2 separate regions of the Homo sapiens genome follow, and region 1 is linked to region 2. Evidence: chromatin loops called from intact Hi-C (ENCODE). Cell type or tissue: HCT116. All regions are shown on one strand.

What was found. Peaks named below come from ENCODE experiments on the same cell type or tissue, not always from the same donor. Only the 100,000 strongest peaks of a DNase experiment are listed, where the experiment ranks them.
Region 1: it touches region 2 in a loop (3-fold over the local background); 2 of 110 quality-filtered maps call a loop at or near these places.

The regions. Positions count from the first base shown.
Region 1 is chr6:131,690,471-131,698,470 of GRCh38, forward strand. It overlaps ENPP3 (ectonucleotide pyrophosphatase/phosphodiesterase 3), which reads left to right. Exons shown (of 25, transcript NM_005021.5): 15 at 3,027-3,154. Among named protein-coding and RNA genes, the nearest start is that of OR2A4, 6.9 kb to the right of the region's middle. In HCT116, a CTCF peak has its summit at 4,530 (motif pointing right); a DNase peak (open chromatin) is centred at 4,561.
Region 2 is chr6:132,255,022-132,263,021 of GRCh38, forward strand. No RefSeq gene overlaps it. Among named protein-coding and RNA genes, the nearest start is that of LINC01013, 130 kb to the left of the region's middle. In HCT116, a CTCF peak has its summit at 4,255; a DNase peak (open chromatin) is centred at 4,266.

The DNA.
Region 1 (8,000 bases), 560 kb before region 2:
ATTCAGGTATGTAGTTTTTAGACATAGTGCTGTTGCACACTTAAAAGATTACAGTATAGTGTAAACATATTTATGTGCACTGGGAAACCAATTCATATGACTTGCTTTATTGTGGTGGTCTGGAAGTGAGTTCAAAATATCTCCAAGGTATGCCTGTGGAGTAAAATCTCTGAGGATGGAGTGCAAAGGACTGACGATAAACGCTGAGCAAAGAGTGGTTAATATAATCTGGGACCCACTGCAAGTTTCAAGTAGAATGCCCATTAGAGCAGAATTTCTTTACAGTGATGATCACTCTGTTTTTCTCTCAACACCTTCTAGTATGCCGATCTTGAGTAAAAACTGTGGACATTCTTGCCCACCCCTTCTGGTGAAGTGTATACTTGCAATGTGTTCATGCTGAGTGGATGCATAGTTCAGCATTTTCAACATGTGGACTCTCTAAATCCATATATGGTTTTCTTTTTGTTTTGTCACCTCATGATCCCTATAGCTGAAGCTCTGTTGGTGAAGAAGGGCAAATCTCTAATAATCCCAGTTGTGCAAGGGGATTGAGTATCACAGTCTTTGGAAATCCATTGCATGGCATCACAGATATGGACTGGACCTAGAGTTACAAAGGCCCAAAGAAATGGGCTACCATTTCACATAGTCCATCCTTCCCAAGGAAATATTTCATGTGGTAGTATTCCCAGCAGTGCTGTTCCCTGGGCCTATATTGAGCTTATTCTGGACAGAATTAACCAAGCATGAAGTGGCAACTTTTTAAGTTCTGCAGCACTCTGACTACATGAGAGACATCACTACTATTTATTCTGAGATAAAATGTCAAAAACGGCCGGGCGCGGTGGCTCATTCCTGTAATCCCAGCACTTTGGGAGGCCGAGGCGGGCGGATCACTTGAGGTCAGGAGTTCGAGACTAGCCTGACCAACATGGTGAAATATCTTCTCTACTAAAAATACAAAAATTAGCCGGGCATGGTGGTGGATGCCTGTAATCCCAGCTACTCTGGAGACTGAGGCAGGAGAATTGCTTGAACCCAGGAAGCAGAGGTTGCAGTGAGCTGAGATCATACCGCTGCACTCCAGCCTGAGTGATAGAGCAAGACTCAGTCTCAAAAAAAAAAAAAGAAAGAGAAAAAAAAAAGTCAAAAATTGTATCTCAACTCTGTAGACTTCATTCCAAATTCTCAAATGCAAAGAATCACCGGTACTTCTTCACAGGTAGGTAGTGAGCCTCCGGTTTTCTCTGGATTTACTCTGGCTACACAAAGTCCAGGAAAGTGTGACAATTACACACAGGGACAAATTATAGTTAGTCCCTTGCATCTTGGGGGAAGCTGCATACTCAGCAGCTGCCAGGTTGTGCCTGCCTGGAAGTTACAAAAATATTGGCTTAAGAAAGAAGTAATGATAAATAAAACAGTAGAAGCATAAGAAGCCTAGAAAATATACCAAAATAGGCAAGAAAAAACTGGCAAAAATATGTTTGCAATATATACTTTTGTTTTTCTTCTTTCATTCTATAAACTCTCCTTGCTCTCCCATTGTCTATATTTTGTTTAAATTTTGTTTGTGTAAATTATGTGCTTCATAGTTTCTCTTATTTTTCTTATCTAAATTGACCCTGAGATAATAGTGACACACACTTGTTAATATATATGATATATTGTGGTTTAAAATAAATGAGAAAATGAGGAAATAGGAAAAATTTCGTTTCCTTTGTTTATGGTTTTTCTTCTTGTTTCTCAAAATGGTCATGAGGGAAAGTTCCTTTGTAGTTCTATTTCTCATTACCTCATTTTTCTTTTACATAAATAGATACCAATGTGATTTGCATTTCTACAATTTTAAAATATGCCATACAGTCATAATTGTTAAAGAAACAAAATTTTACTCCAATTTGTAAGGAAACCATGATTGTTTTACAAATAGGGAGACTATAATAGGTTTCAAAAGCCATTGACTTGATCGGAAAACTAAGCAAATGTAGGTTATTTAAAAGATAAATTGAGTCTGTTGGAAAGTACTTTTTTGTGCAATTAAACTACTTTTTAATTTTTTTACTCATATCTACTAATATGGTATATATATTTATATGTAATTTAGACTCAAAAGTTGTCATTATCACTCTAAATCTAGATGTCTGTCCATTTTCTGTTAAAAAAGAGGGTAATTCATAGTGGTTTAATATATATATAATATATGGTTATATATATTACATATAATATATAACCATATATAGTATATATTATATGGCTATATTATATATGATATATGATATATGGTTATATATGATATATGGTTATATATGATATAATATGTAGTTATATATGATATATGATATATGATATGATATGTATATATGATATGATATATATGATATGTGATATATATGATATATAGTTATATATTATACACTATATATGATATATAGTTATATATTATACACTATATATGATATATAGTTATATATTATACACTATATATGATATATAGTTATATATTATACAACTATATATGATACAGTTATATATAATATATATGGTTATATATGATATATAGTTATATATAATATATATGTTTATATATTATATATTATATATGGTTATATATTATATATTATATATTATATATATGGTTATATACACACACACACACACACCCCCAGGAATAAAAACTGAAAACATTAACTCATAATTTAAATCAGATTTTTTATTTTTTTGAGAGAGTCTCACTCTATGGCCCAGGCTGGAGTGCAATGGGGTGATCTTGGCTCACTGCAACCTCCACCTCCTGGGTTAAATCAGATTTTTAATTGCAACCTGATTATCATTGCAACGGCAAAACTAATAACTAGGGGGATCTGACTACATTGATAATAGGTTTAATATTCCTATTGTATTAGCCAAGCTGAAATCCCCTTACTTTTAAAAGGTGCTTCATAAATTGATGTAGAAGATGAACTTTTAAAATTAATTTGCATATCTTATGTATCATAAAGAAATATTTACTTGCTTTTCAGTGCCGAAAACCTGATCAGCATTTCAAGCCCTATTTGACTCCTGATTTGCCAAAGCGACTGCACTATGCCAAGAACGTCAGAATCGACAAAGTTCATCTCTTTGTGGATCAACAGTGGCTGGCTGTTAGGTTCGTGTATCTGTTTACTTATCTCATAATGCCTTTAATAACCATTTGTCATTATAAGTCTACTTAACCTTACCCTGCTATTATCATCACTGTGAATTTTCCTGAGCATTGACATTTTCTGGCCTTTTTGTATGCTATTTAGCAGTTCTGCATTTGAAGTGATCGTTATTAGATTGCTGATTTTAGCATCCTTATCTTAACAATATAGATGAGAATGAGGAGTAAGGCTAAGAGTGTGCCCAGGGACTGTAAGTGCCAGCACCTTCCTACCCCCACTATGCTGTCCATTAAGGCAGCAGACAGATGATATCAGCTGTCTTTCAGCCTGATAATGAGTGATTGATTACACAACTCTTTAAGACCTTTGTCATCTTTGTGGTTTTTATAAAAGAGCACATATAGGGCTGTAAGACCAAGCTAATGAATTAGTTGTAACATTTATTTCTTATTACTATTTATAATGGTAATTTATGTTGATTATTGAAACATTTGCAAAATTTAAATGTGCTTAGAGAAAACAGAAACCACTTTTGACTTTGTGCATGCTATTTAGCAGTTCTACATTTCAAGTGATTGTTATTAGACATTATGACTCACTCCATCTTAAATAACCAATTAATCCATTGATTCAACGTTTTATTTTATGCTTGCCATGTATGCACCAGGCCCTGTTCTAGGCATTTGAGATACAGATCTGTCTCCTGCTCTCATGTACTGTAGTGGAGAAAACTGAAAATAAGCCAGTAAACAAATAAATATACACTTTGTGATAGCTGATAATTCCTATTTTTGTATTTCATACCAGCACTTTTTTCCTTATGCATAAGTAGATGTAAAAAGTATCTGGACTTTATGGCATTTTTCTAGCCTATTTAATATGTATGAATGTAATGCCAGGGGGATAGAATGACAATGGCAATACAGTGGCTAAGAGATATGTTTGACAAAGAAAAAGGAGATGACACTTTGGGAGGCCAATGCGGGCAGGTCACTTGAGGCCAGGAGTTCGAGACCAGCCTGGCCAACGTGAAGAAAAATACAAAAAATTAATAAAAATACAAAAATTAGCCAGGCATGGTAGCACCTGTAATCCAAGCTACTGGAGAGGCTGAGGCAGGAGAATTGCTTGAACCCGGGAGGCGGAGGTTGCAGTGAGCCAAGATCGCACCACTGCACTCCAGCCTAGGCGACAGATCAAATTAGTATTTGATTCCATCAAAAAAAAAAAAAAAGGAAAGAAAGGAAAAGAAAGGAAAAGGAGATGAAAGAACACAAGGGACAAGGGACAAGGGAATTAGGCTCCAACATTCAGGATCAGGAACTGGGGATTTGGCTAAGCCTATTCTGTAAGATAACCTGGAAACCCCTGTTGGGCCTGAGAGTGCAGTTTCACACTGGTTCACTAGATGGTGCTGACCCCTCTCTTTGGGATCGAAGTTTATTAGCCCTTTGTGTAGATGGGTGGCTGTACTGTGGCTCAGGACATTCTCTAGAAAGTATTTTCCTTAAATATGTGAACAAAATTAAGCTCTACTAATATTAAGTACATACAACTGTTAGTAATTTAGGTATGTAATATATAAATAAATATATGTCCAAGTTGGGGTACATTCTCCAGATATTTACTGTTAAAAGTCTAACACCAAACAAGTTAGGTCACTGGTACAGAAGGAGAAAGAGCTGTAAAGTGAGAGCTCGCCCACCCAAATACCTCTGGGTATCATGTATTAATACTCAATCTCAAATGGTGAGCTGTTTATTCTTTTAAAAACCAGCACTGAAATGTTAAAAGAACTGCAACCCAAGAGTTCATGGCCAGGCTCCCCACATAGCTAGGTTGTGGGAACTTGGAAAAATTAATATCTTAGAGTCTAATTTTTCTCATCTGTAACACAAGATTAGCCTAGTTTTATTATTTTCTTGCCATTAACATACAAAGTAAACTAACTTACATCAAAGGAAATTTTGAATACAGCCTTAACAAGAGAGCAAGTGAAGAATCTAATCTGGGCCAGGCACGGTGGCTCACGCCTGTAATCCCAGCTCTTTGGGAGGCTGAGGCGGGCAGATCACAAGGTTAGGAGTTTGAGATCAGCCTGGCCAACATGGTGAAACCCCATCTCTACTAAAAAAATACAAAAATTGGCCAGGCATGGTGGCGTGTACCTGTAATCCCAGCTACTCGGGAGGCTGAGGCAAGATAATTGCTTGAACCTGGGAGGCGGAGGTTGCAGTGAGCCAAGATCGCACCACTGCACTCCAGCCTGGGCAACAGAGCAAGACTCTGTCTCAAAAAAAAAAGAGAATCTAATCTGATTAAATCCTGGGTTCACTCTCTCCAACTCTTAAAACACAAGCCTCCAGCTACTTATTTTCTAGTGAAAGTACATCATTTTTAGTAATAATGTGCATCATTTGATAATTAGGTTAGGTCCCCTTTGTACAATTAAAGCAAATTTCAACAGTTTGTATAATCCATTTTCATCATCATCATCTTTATTTTACCTAAAATGTGTTAGATCTTACTAATTTGGGGAAACCTGATGTTTTGATATAGTAGAAGTATTAAGTGCTTTTTTAAAAGAACATGAATGTTAGCTTTTAATTTTGGATCAGCAACTGACAAATAAATTTCAGGCACCTTTTTAAGAACTAGAGATAACCAACAAAGTACCTGACCAAAGGATCTTTGCCCAGGTAGGAAGATAACAGCTATAATCAGATGGGATAACTATTGCACTAGAACCACGTACAAGGCTCAAGGAAGCAAAAATTACAGACCCAGGTGTGAATGTCAAGGAGCATCAGAGAATGCTTCCTGGTAGGGGTGGTTGCTGATCGGGGTTTGGAAGACTTATGATGGGATAGGATACGTGTTGCCATACAGCAGGTCTGCCCTGTGCAGTCTGTCGGTTGTACAGTGGCATCCTGCCAACAAGGTGAGTGGGAGTGGAAATGGAATCTTTGCTCAGCTCACCAAGCCTTAACAGGGGCTGCATTGGCAGGAGGAAGGGGATTCGTTTTTTGTGGTTGTTGTTGTTGTTGTTTTTGCCAAAAGTGCCATCTGCTTGCCAAGCCTTGAACACTGCCAGGCCGCGTCCTTCAAAGGCACCTTTTTTTCTCTCAATGATCTACCCAGAGCACCTTTTTTTTTTTTTTTTTTGAAATGGAGTCTCGCTCTGTCGCCCAGGCTGGAGTGCAGTGGCGCGATCTCGGCTCATTGCAAGCTCCGCCTCCCAGGTTCATGCCATTCTCCTGCCTCAGCCTCCTGAGTAGCTGGGACTACAGGCACCCACCACCACACCCAGCTAATTTTTTGTATTTCTAGTAGAGACGAGGTTTCACCATGTTAGCCAGGATGGTCTCAATCTCCTGACCTCATGATCCGCCCTCCTTGGTCTCCCAGTGCCGGGATTACAGGCGTGAGCCACCGTGCCGGCCTGAGCACCTTTTTAAAGCCAGCAGTAGCTCTAGGGCAAGGAAGGGTAAAGAGAAGGAGGCAGGTTTCCAGATGGAAGAACTAGATTCCTGCAGTTGCAAGTAGTTCTGCATTGCTGGAGCACTGAGTGTATGAAGCCATCATGTGTACAAAGGACCTTGTCTGAAATGACTAAGGAGTGTGACTTTGATCTTGAAGAAAGTAGGCTGTTGGTAGATACAGGTGGCTTGAGGTGAATATAGGGATATTTGCTTTTGGAGAGGTCCTTCAAGATGCTACATGGACGAGGATGGTCTAGCGCAGTGGTCCCCAACCCTTTTGGCACCAGGGACCGGTTTCATAGAAGACAGTTTTTCCAGGGTGGGGGCGGGAAGGGGGGGTGGTTTCAGAATGATTCAAGCGCATGACGTTTATTGTGCACTTTATTTCAGTTATTATTACACTGTAATAGATAATGAAATAATTATACAACTCGTTATACTGTAGAATCAGTGGGAGCCCTGAGCTTGTTTTCCTGCAACTAGATGGTCCTATCTGGGGGCGATGGGAGACAGTGATTGGTCATCAGGCGTTAGATTTTCGTAAGGAGCATACAACTTATATTCCTTGCATGGGCAGTTCACAATAGGATTCACCCTCCTATGAGAATCTAATGCCACTGCTGATCTGACAGGAGGCGGAGCTCAGGTGGTAATGCTTACTGACCCACCACTCACCTCCTGTTGTGTGGCCTGGTTCCTAACAGGCCACAGACAGGTGTGGGTCCATGGCCCAGGGGTTGGGGACCCCTAGTCTAGTGTGAAACAGGGAAGCCTGTTAGAAAGGTATGTAGTGACCCATTCAGCCCCAAGGGAGCCCATGAAGCCATGGGGATGGTGAAACTATATAGTGCATCACCGGGAAGGTATTATGGTTAACTTAGAAGCCACAGTTTCTAGGATAGTCTTGCTTTTATCATATTCTGTCTGATGTTTGTTCTCATTAGAACATAGATTTTTATTTCCAGCAGTGTTAAATAAGATTAGGGGTATGTGTGTGGGTGTGTGTGTGTGCGTGTGTATGTGTTTTGAAGGGAAGATTCAGAAGTTCTGAAGGCAGGATGATCAATTTGGGAAATTGTTCAAGGGGCTTATTAGAACCTACCTGAAGGGAACGTTTTTCTAGGACACAAAACACCGGTGCAAATCCACTGTTGAAAATGTTCTCCAATGTCTATTGTGAAATGGAGAGATTTTGAGTTCAGCTCCTTTCGGGAGGGGAGGAAAGAATCCTCTCCAAGGCAGCTTCCTCTAGCAGTTTCCTGCCTCTTGTGGGATGAGAAGATTTGCTGTCTAAGATATTATCATATTTATTTGTATTTTGCTGAGTTCTTTTACTGGATGTAAGGCAGTCCAAATGTTATTTGGA
Region 2 (8,000 bases):
TGATTATTTTGGTAGATTCTTATAGAGTCAGCTATCAGTAACGTTTTGTCACCAGCTTGTTTAATAAAGAGACTCAGACCCAACTAACAAACAGTGGAGTAAGAAGAATACCAAGAGAGTGTGGTATCCTGGAACCCACGTGAAGTAGGTGTGAAAGAGACAATCCACCATGTCAGATGCTGGTGATAGGTCTCATGAGCAGCCCTCATGGTGGCCTGAGGTTTATAGTTGCTACACTGGAGTAAACCCAATTCTTATTTCATGTAAGTACAAATTTTATATCCAGACAGTGCTAGGTATTTAGGTATTATACATATTCTAGCACATAAGTTATTCTCTTTTTCATAATATTTTCTCTCTCCTAATTGTGAGGGGGGTGGCAATGTACCAAACTTTGTTTTTCACCTGTAGTATTAATTCGTCCCCACTCTATTACTCCTCACATCCATGATACACTCTATACCCAAGTTCCTATGTACACTTTGTTTTTTCCAAATAATACCTCCACGTACTTTTCAACCTTGTGTCCCCTTTCTGGCTAGCCATCCTTTAACCAACCTCAGGTGTCTCTCCCCTACCAGATTAGCCCTCTTTCTTCTTCATTTTTGGCTAGCATTTATCAAGGGCAACTGTCTGCTGGCACTGGACTACTATTTTCCATACATGATCTCAAGTAATACTCAAAACAACCCAAGTAGGAAAGTCCTGCTATTATTCCCATTTTACAGAAAAGGCACAAAGAGATAAATAATTTGCCCAAGGCCCACTAACTAATAAATAGTAGAGCTTCACTTGCAGTGCAGGTCTGTTGAACGATTCCAGAGCTAGGAATCTTAACAGCTATACCATCTTCTCCAACCATTGCTCCATCCTTTCCCCTCTCTCCCTCTCCACGCCCTGCCCAGAGGGTAACACACTTCCCTCTGCGCACCTGCACCCCTTCCTTCCTGGCACTAGTGTGCTTCTATAGCACTTTCCATGTTGTTTGTTAGACAGTTTTGTGTCTGCCTCCTTGTTAGAATCTGAGTTGCTTGAGATCCATCTTTTCTCTTTTCCTCAATAGTATATTCTCTGTGCATGGTATAGGGATGGATACATACTAGGTTCTTAGTGTTTGTTGACATGGATCTCTTCTCCAGAGCAAAAAGGCTTACTATGTATTCTAGGCATAATATTCAGCTTAATAGCAAGGTGGTCTCATCATATACAAATGAATATAGTAATAAGAGGTTCTTGCTCATTCTAGTTTTACCATGGAGGCTCCCTGGGATGATATCATTTAACTGTTGTTTTTAAAGCTGGATAAAGTTATTATGAAAAAAAGCAGGATAAAACTGATTTTAGCTGATGTTTTGATGCAATTGATGTTATCAGTAAAGAAGTGCTAATTTTACAAAACTGAGAGTACAGAATAAGTATGTGAGATAAGGCAGGATACTCAGGGGATGTCTTCCATGTTTTGATTCCTATGCAACAGCAGATAAACTACTAAAATCAACAGTTCTATTGAACAGAGTGCTGTTTTTAAAGTAAAAAAGGAGGGCTGTTAGGAGGGCTGTTTTTAAAGTAAAGAAGGGAAAGGTGCCTATATATTTTTGTGTCTCAGGCAAAGACTTCTGGTCCATTATTTAAAGAGTCAGCATTTTAGTTAAAACTTTATCAGATGTTGGTGAGATACTTCTGGACCCCTAGCCCTTAACTGAAAAATAATTTATGCACCTTTATTTGCTAATATGTGAATCATATTCAATTTTTTTACATCTATTATGGTAAAATAGGCTACGTGAAAGTTCTGTAGACAGAAAAACCAATTTCCATTGGTCCTGCTTCCAGACTGGGTCTTGAAAGCTGCACCCACCCTGAAGGACCCCTTCCTGCTCACAGCCCCACTCTGTGTGATGGTACTGTGTGCCCAACAGGCATCAACTCTACCCATGCGAGGCCATGGCACTCAGCATTTTTGTTTCAGGAGTCACACTATCTTACAAAAGTAGAAAAATATATTCAACTTCAACTTTTTGGACCCTTCAAAGAATATTGCTATGGATAGATGAGTTTTGGTTCTAAGAGGGTATTTTCTCCCCAAAGTACTACTTATCGGTTTGAAAATGATTAGCTAATTTGAACAGAGATCTTTCCATACAGCATTTTATGCTCTCTTCTTCTTGAACCAATAGTCAAAAGTGGTTTGATATTTTTTTCATGATTTATTGTCACCAGCATGAACATTTCTTAATGAACTCTGGTGCAAGGCTATGTTTTTTCTAGGGTTCATTAAAATTGATAAGAATTTGGGCTCTTGCATTAAGTGACCCGATGTAAACTCATTCCCTGCTGTGAATATAGATGTCAATGAAAGCAGATCTGAATTTCCTTGGATTTGGAAACCACTTTTGTCTACAGTAACAACAGAGAAATTGTGTAATACAATAATAACAGGTACATGCAGTGTATGTGCTAATTAATGGCAAATACAGTTGAGGTAAGGGTCAGCTATACCCTCCCAAGAATACTGTACCTGTTCTTTGGTGCTTTGATTTGGTGTGTATTTTATCCGCTCACAAGCTGTTTTTCCCCCACCTGGTTTATAACTGTATTTCAAATACATAAGGTTGCCAAACAGATGAGTTCCTTAGTAGATTAGGTGATGATGCAATGAGTTTGTTTATTTTATACCTGTACAATTATGTTTATCTACAGCATTCAAATGAGAGCTTGTATCACACAGTGGATAAGAGACCAGGCCTGGCTGTTTGCAAATCCTGACTCAGCCACTTAGCAGCTGTGTGCCTTTTAGGCAAGTCATTTAACCCTTGTATTCCATGGTTGTCTTATCTGTAAAATAAAGATAATAGTAGCACCTAACTCATGGGGCTTCTGTGAAGATTAAATATGTAGAGTCCATACAGTGATGCCTAGCACACACTAAAGACTCAGCTAATGCTGGTTTTTGTTAACATTGCTTATTGCAAACAGGATTGTGAATCTCAGTGTTAAATTGAGTCACTACAGGTGCTCAATATTCATGTCCCATCTATAATTCTGCTTCCTGCAAAGACCTTTTCCTAAACGTAATGAACCCTCTCTTTAAAATACCAGGGGAACTTTGATCTACTTTTCTTTTGGTGCTTATGTTGCTGTACCTACCACATAAGCAGTCATGAGGATACTGGCTCATTTTCCCAGTGGGAGAAAAACTCAGGAAAGGGCAAGAACTATAGTATCCATTACCTGCTCCTAAAGCACTGGCATTTAAGACCAATCAGAAACTAGTATGGAACTGAGAATAAATGAATATTTATATATTTGGCAGCTCTTTCACTCAAAAGTGATATATAAATTGCTTCTTGAGGAATGCCCCTGTAATGATAATCTTACAGAGGAGAACTTGCCCTGGGCATGCATAATGTTTACCATGAAAATAAAGTTTTCTAAGTGCTTTTTTGGACTGGCTTACTCTCAGATTTGCAAACCAGTAGAAAAACCAACCACTCCAAAGAATGTGACTTTCAGTAAGAACAGCAGGGCTTTCCTTTCATGCCCAAACCTTTCTCTGGGAAAAGGAAAATCAATACCCTGAAGGGGATTTTCCAGGTTTGTTTTCTCCAATTTTGCCCTGCTCGGGCAACACATGTTGACAGCCCAGATGGAAAATGTTGAAACACTCAATAAGGATGCTCTTCCAACTACATCAAGCTAAAGCCTGTGGGATATCCTTTCGATACAACTACACTTTTTCATACTCTTTCAATTCTCTCAAGTTAAGGAGAGAGAAATGTGAATTAAAGGTATAATACTTATCAGTGATAGGCAGTCTGTATGAATCATTGCTTATAGATTTTAGTCCTCGAACAGTTCACATTCTGTAAAAATAGTCATAAATTCTTAACTCAAAAATGTTTTATGGCTGAAGAAGAAAAGTTGCACGCTGTAGGGTGTATGTATTGTGTGGTTACTTCTAAAAATAAAAGTCATCTTTCAAGACACTTTAGAAAAACAAAAAAGGGATTCCTATCAGTTAAAGAGGAAGAGATGCCAGGAGGAGCATTGTTGTTTTGAAGAAAGGGAGGAACTCAGCCTCTGAAGAAAATACTACAAGTCCATCCCAATTTCTTAACTTACAAACACCTCCTACTCCCAGCTCCCACCTCCACTGCACCACTTCTCTGCTTTACCTCCTCTGAGGCTGCACTTTACCCTTTTAATCTCCATTATTCTCTCCTTGCTATGAAACAACCAAGCTAAACTGGACTCTTCACACCACCTTGTGGCACATCTAAAAACTTGGGATTTTTGTTTGTTTCTTTTACTCAGAAGTACTTCCAAAAGTCTTCATAATATGGTTTGGCTATATCCCCACCCAAAATCTCATTTTGAATTGTAATCCCTATAATCCCCATAATCCCTACGTGTCAAGGGAAAGACCTGGTGGAGGTAATCGAGTCATGGGGACAGTGACCCCCATGCTGTTCTCGTGACAGTGAGTGAATTATCACAAAATCTGATGGCTTTATAAGTGTTTGGTAGCTCCTGCTGAGTTCATTCTCATTCGTGCCACCTTGTGAAGAAGGTGCCTTGCTTCTCCTTTGCCTTCCACCGTGATTGTAAGTTTCCTGAGGCCTCCCCAGCCATGCTGAACTGTGAGTCAGTTAAACCTCTTTCCTTTATAAATTACTCAGTCTCAGGCAGTTCTTTATAGCAGTGTGAAAATGGACTAATATACTTCATGTAGCTCTTCCTTTTCTAATTAAGCTTTTTTAAAAATGGTAAATAACTAAAATTTTCCTCATCCCATTAAATGGTTGAATATATACTATTTTGTACTTCAGTAGTATGGATTCTTGTTAAGGATGACTTATCATCATTGGTATTTATGTTCTTAGTTTTGTCTTACCGATTAACAATGAACTTCTATAACATAAACTTCGTTTTTACTTCAAAAAACTTAAAACAGAATTACCATCGAATCAACAAAACAATGATAGCTTAAAATATAGACAACAGTAATAATAGGAAGCACAAGGAAATTAGCTGCACTTCTGCTTTGGACACACAGACCTCTTCAAATAGTCTGTAACAATCACAGGTCTGCTATTATTCCTCTCCCTTCCAATAAAAATCCTATACACATTTGATATCTCCCAGACCCTGCTTTGTTTCCAAAGATTCAGTAACTTGAAAAATATATGGTGTGTCCTAGTTGAACACTAAAGTCTTTGTACAAGAGCATGGGTGTTTGAAGACTTATTACAGCATTTGAATCAGGTTCAAGATAAAAGGGATTTGAACAAATAGCTAAAGGCATGAAAGTGTCCATGGATAAAAAGCAATGTAAGCTTCAGAGAAAATAACAGAGATTTCTAGATTTGGAAGAAAATTTCCAAACTCTCATTCATTACTGGAGGAGATGAAGAAACATAACAGGTTACACATGGCTTATTGGTAGCGGTGTGGGATGAGTCAAGGTCCTCTGATCTCCAGTTTATTGGACTTTCCTCCAACAGGGAAAGAGATTCTTGGCATCTTGAAATCATACCAATGACAGGAAATAGGACAGTGACAGTAATGGTCCCCTTCTAAATCTAGACTTACCTTGCTGCATTGTTCTAGGTTGTAATACACAGATTTCTGTATAGAAGGAGAAGATCTTGGAGACACAACAGTTCTAATCATAAAGGTAAATATACCAAATCACTTTGTCCAGCACTTCTAGATGACTCAATGAATGAAACGACAGGGCTACTTTTGGCTTTCTTGCCAGCCACACAGGCATATTTCAGCAGATCATTAGACTACACATTGGTTATGAATGAGTTTTCCAAACCTATTTTATTCTTGTGCTTGTAACAACTGCAGGCTCAGTCCTTTAGTCTGTACTGGAAACAACTGGAGCAGGCTCAGAATGAAGCTCTTGATGGATAACACTCCTCTCAGCTCATCTCATTTCCAGCAAAGTCTATCTTCCCTGTGACTCTTATATGTTCTACTCTCTCAGTCATGGATGTCAATGAAAAGTCTACTTAATGTAAAGTAGAACATCACATCTGATTTTTATAATATTCAGCTAAGGAGAATTTCCCTCTTATAAGTAAAAATTCTCTCTCATTTGAATTATGACACACTGACCATTTCTTTTTGTCTCTCTCTCTCTCTCTTTTTTTTTTTTGAGATGGAGTCTTGCTCTGTCGCCCAGGCTGCAGTGCAGTGGCGTGATCTCAGCTCACTGCAACTTCTGCCTCGTGGGTTCAAGTGATTCTCCTGCCTCAGCCTCCTGAGTAGCTGGGATTACAGGCGTACGCTACCATGCCCAGCTAATTTTTGTATTTTTAGTAGAGATGGGGCTTCAGCATGTTGGCCAGGCTAGTCTACAACTCCTGACCTCAAGTGATCCACCCACCTCATCCACACTGACCATTTCTTATATGACTCTTGTATCTGTACTTGAGGGGTAAATGTTGGGAAAGATGCAGGAGCCTTTGGAATCTGGCATGCCTCCCAAGCATGTGGTGTTACATGATCCACATCACTGTTGTTGAGCACAAGAGAGACAGACATGTTGGGACAGCTGTCATTGTGTGATGTCAAAGAAGGGGTTTGCTGCAGGCTTTGGCTTGACATGCTTTGAAATATTTCTCAGCTTTTTGGAAGTATAACTATATTTTCCATGTAAAACAGATCAATTTTTTTATTCTGAGAAAATATGTTACATGAGAGAGACAACATGGAAAGCTGCCTGTGCCTACAGGATTCTAGCTTTTTTGAATCTCTATGATCAAGTTAGGACCTGAGCCCCATCCAGAGAACAATCATCACTAACACATTATATCATTGAGCTACTAATCTTTATGTAACATAATGTGTCTAAGCATTCAGACAACAAAAGCTGAGGTAGTACAAAATAGGGGCCAAGAGACTGGCCTCAGGGTCACATCATATAAGTTTTCCAATATGTAAAATTGAAAGATATGTCTTTAGGTTTGTTGCAAATATTAAATTATATAATGCAAGTAAAGTACTCACATTTACTGACGCAGATGGAGTGTTCTAAAAATATTACCTACAGTCAGCATTACATGACGCCAACACCCGGGATTAAAAGTGGGAACAAGACAATAATCCAGATTTTGTTAAAATGATTAGGGATATTAAAATATTTGAAATAATTTGATTAATTGATTTTTTTTAACTTGGAACAACACAGACTTATCCTTAAGTTACCTTCTCGAAACACTTTATTTCACATAAGGTGCCTAGCAAAGAGCTTTGCATATAGTTTGGAACAATTAATGTTTGTAAAATGAATGAATGAATGCATGATGTGTTGCTATCCATCACACAGCACATGATTTGTTCTCTCAAACCCCATGCAAAAAATACAAAGACATTATATTTAGCCTCCATTTTCCTGAGGACATATGAGAACCATAGGAAGATCTATTTGTATGTAAGTGAATAAATTTTCTTATTTTCCTGGCCCTCATTTATATGAATGTGGTCATTCCTGGTGATAATTATGTTAGTCATAATGCTAATATCTTACTTTTGTAGATAAACTCACAGTTTTCAAAGAACTTTTTTTCAAAGCATTTTCTTCCACACATACAAATGAATATTTCATTTAGACTTCAAGGGCAAAGAATAGATAGGAATCATTGCCATTACTTTATAGGAAAGAAAAAGTATTCAAGCAGGTTGTGACTTGTCTAAGGTCACACAATCAGTAAATAAAAGGAAGAGAAGAGTGTCCACATATGGCTGGCGCTTAAGACATGCTGAATGTTTGCATGGATGGATGGATGGATGGATGGATGGATGGATGGATGGATGGATTAGTGGATGGATTAGTGGATGGACAGATTAATGAACCTGCTGTAAATATTCTAAGTCTACTGCACCAAAACAAAGAGATTAAAGTATTGTCTTAGTACTTGTGTCTATTTCTAGTTTTTAACACCTTTTCTATGTGTTTATGGTAAAATTATTTGCCATATTTGATTAGC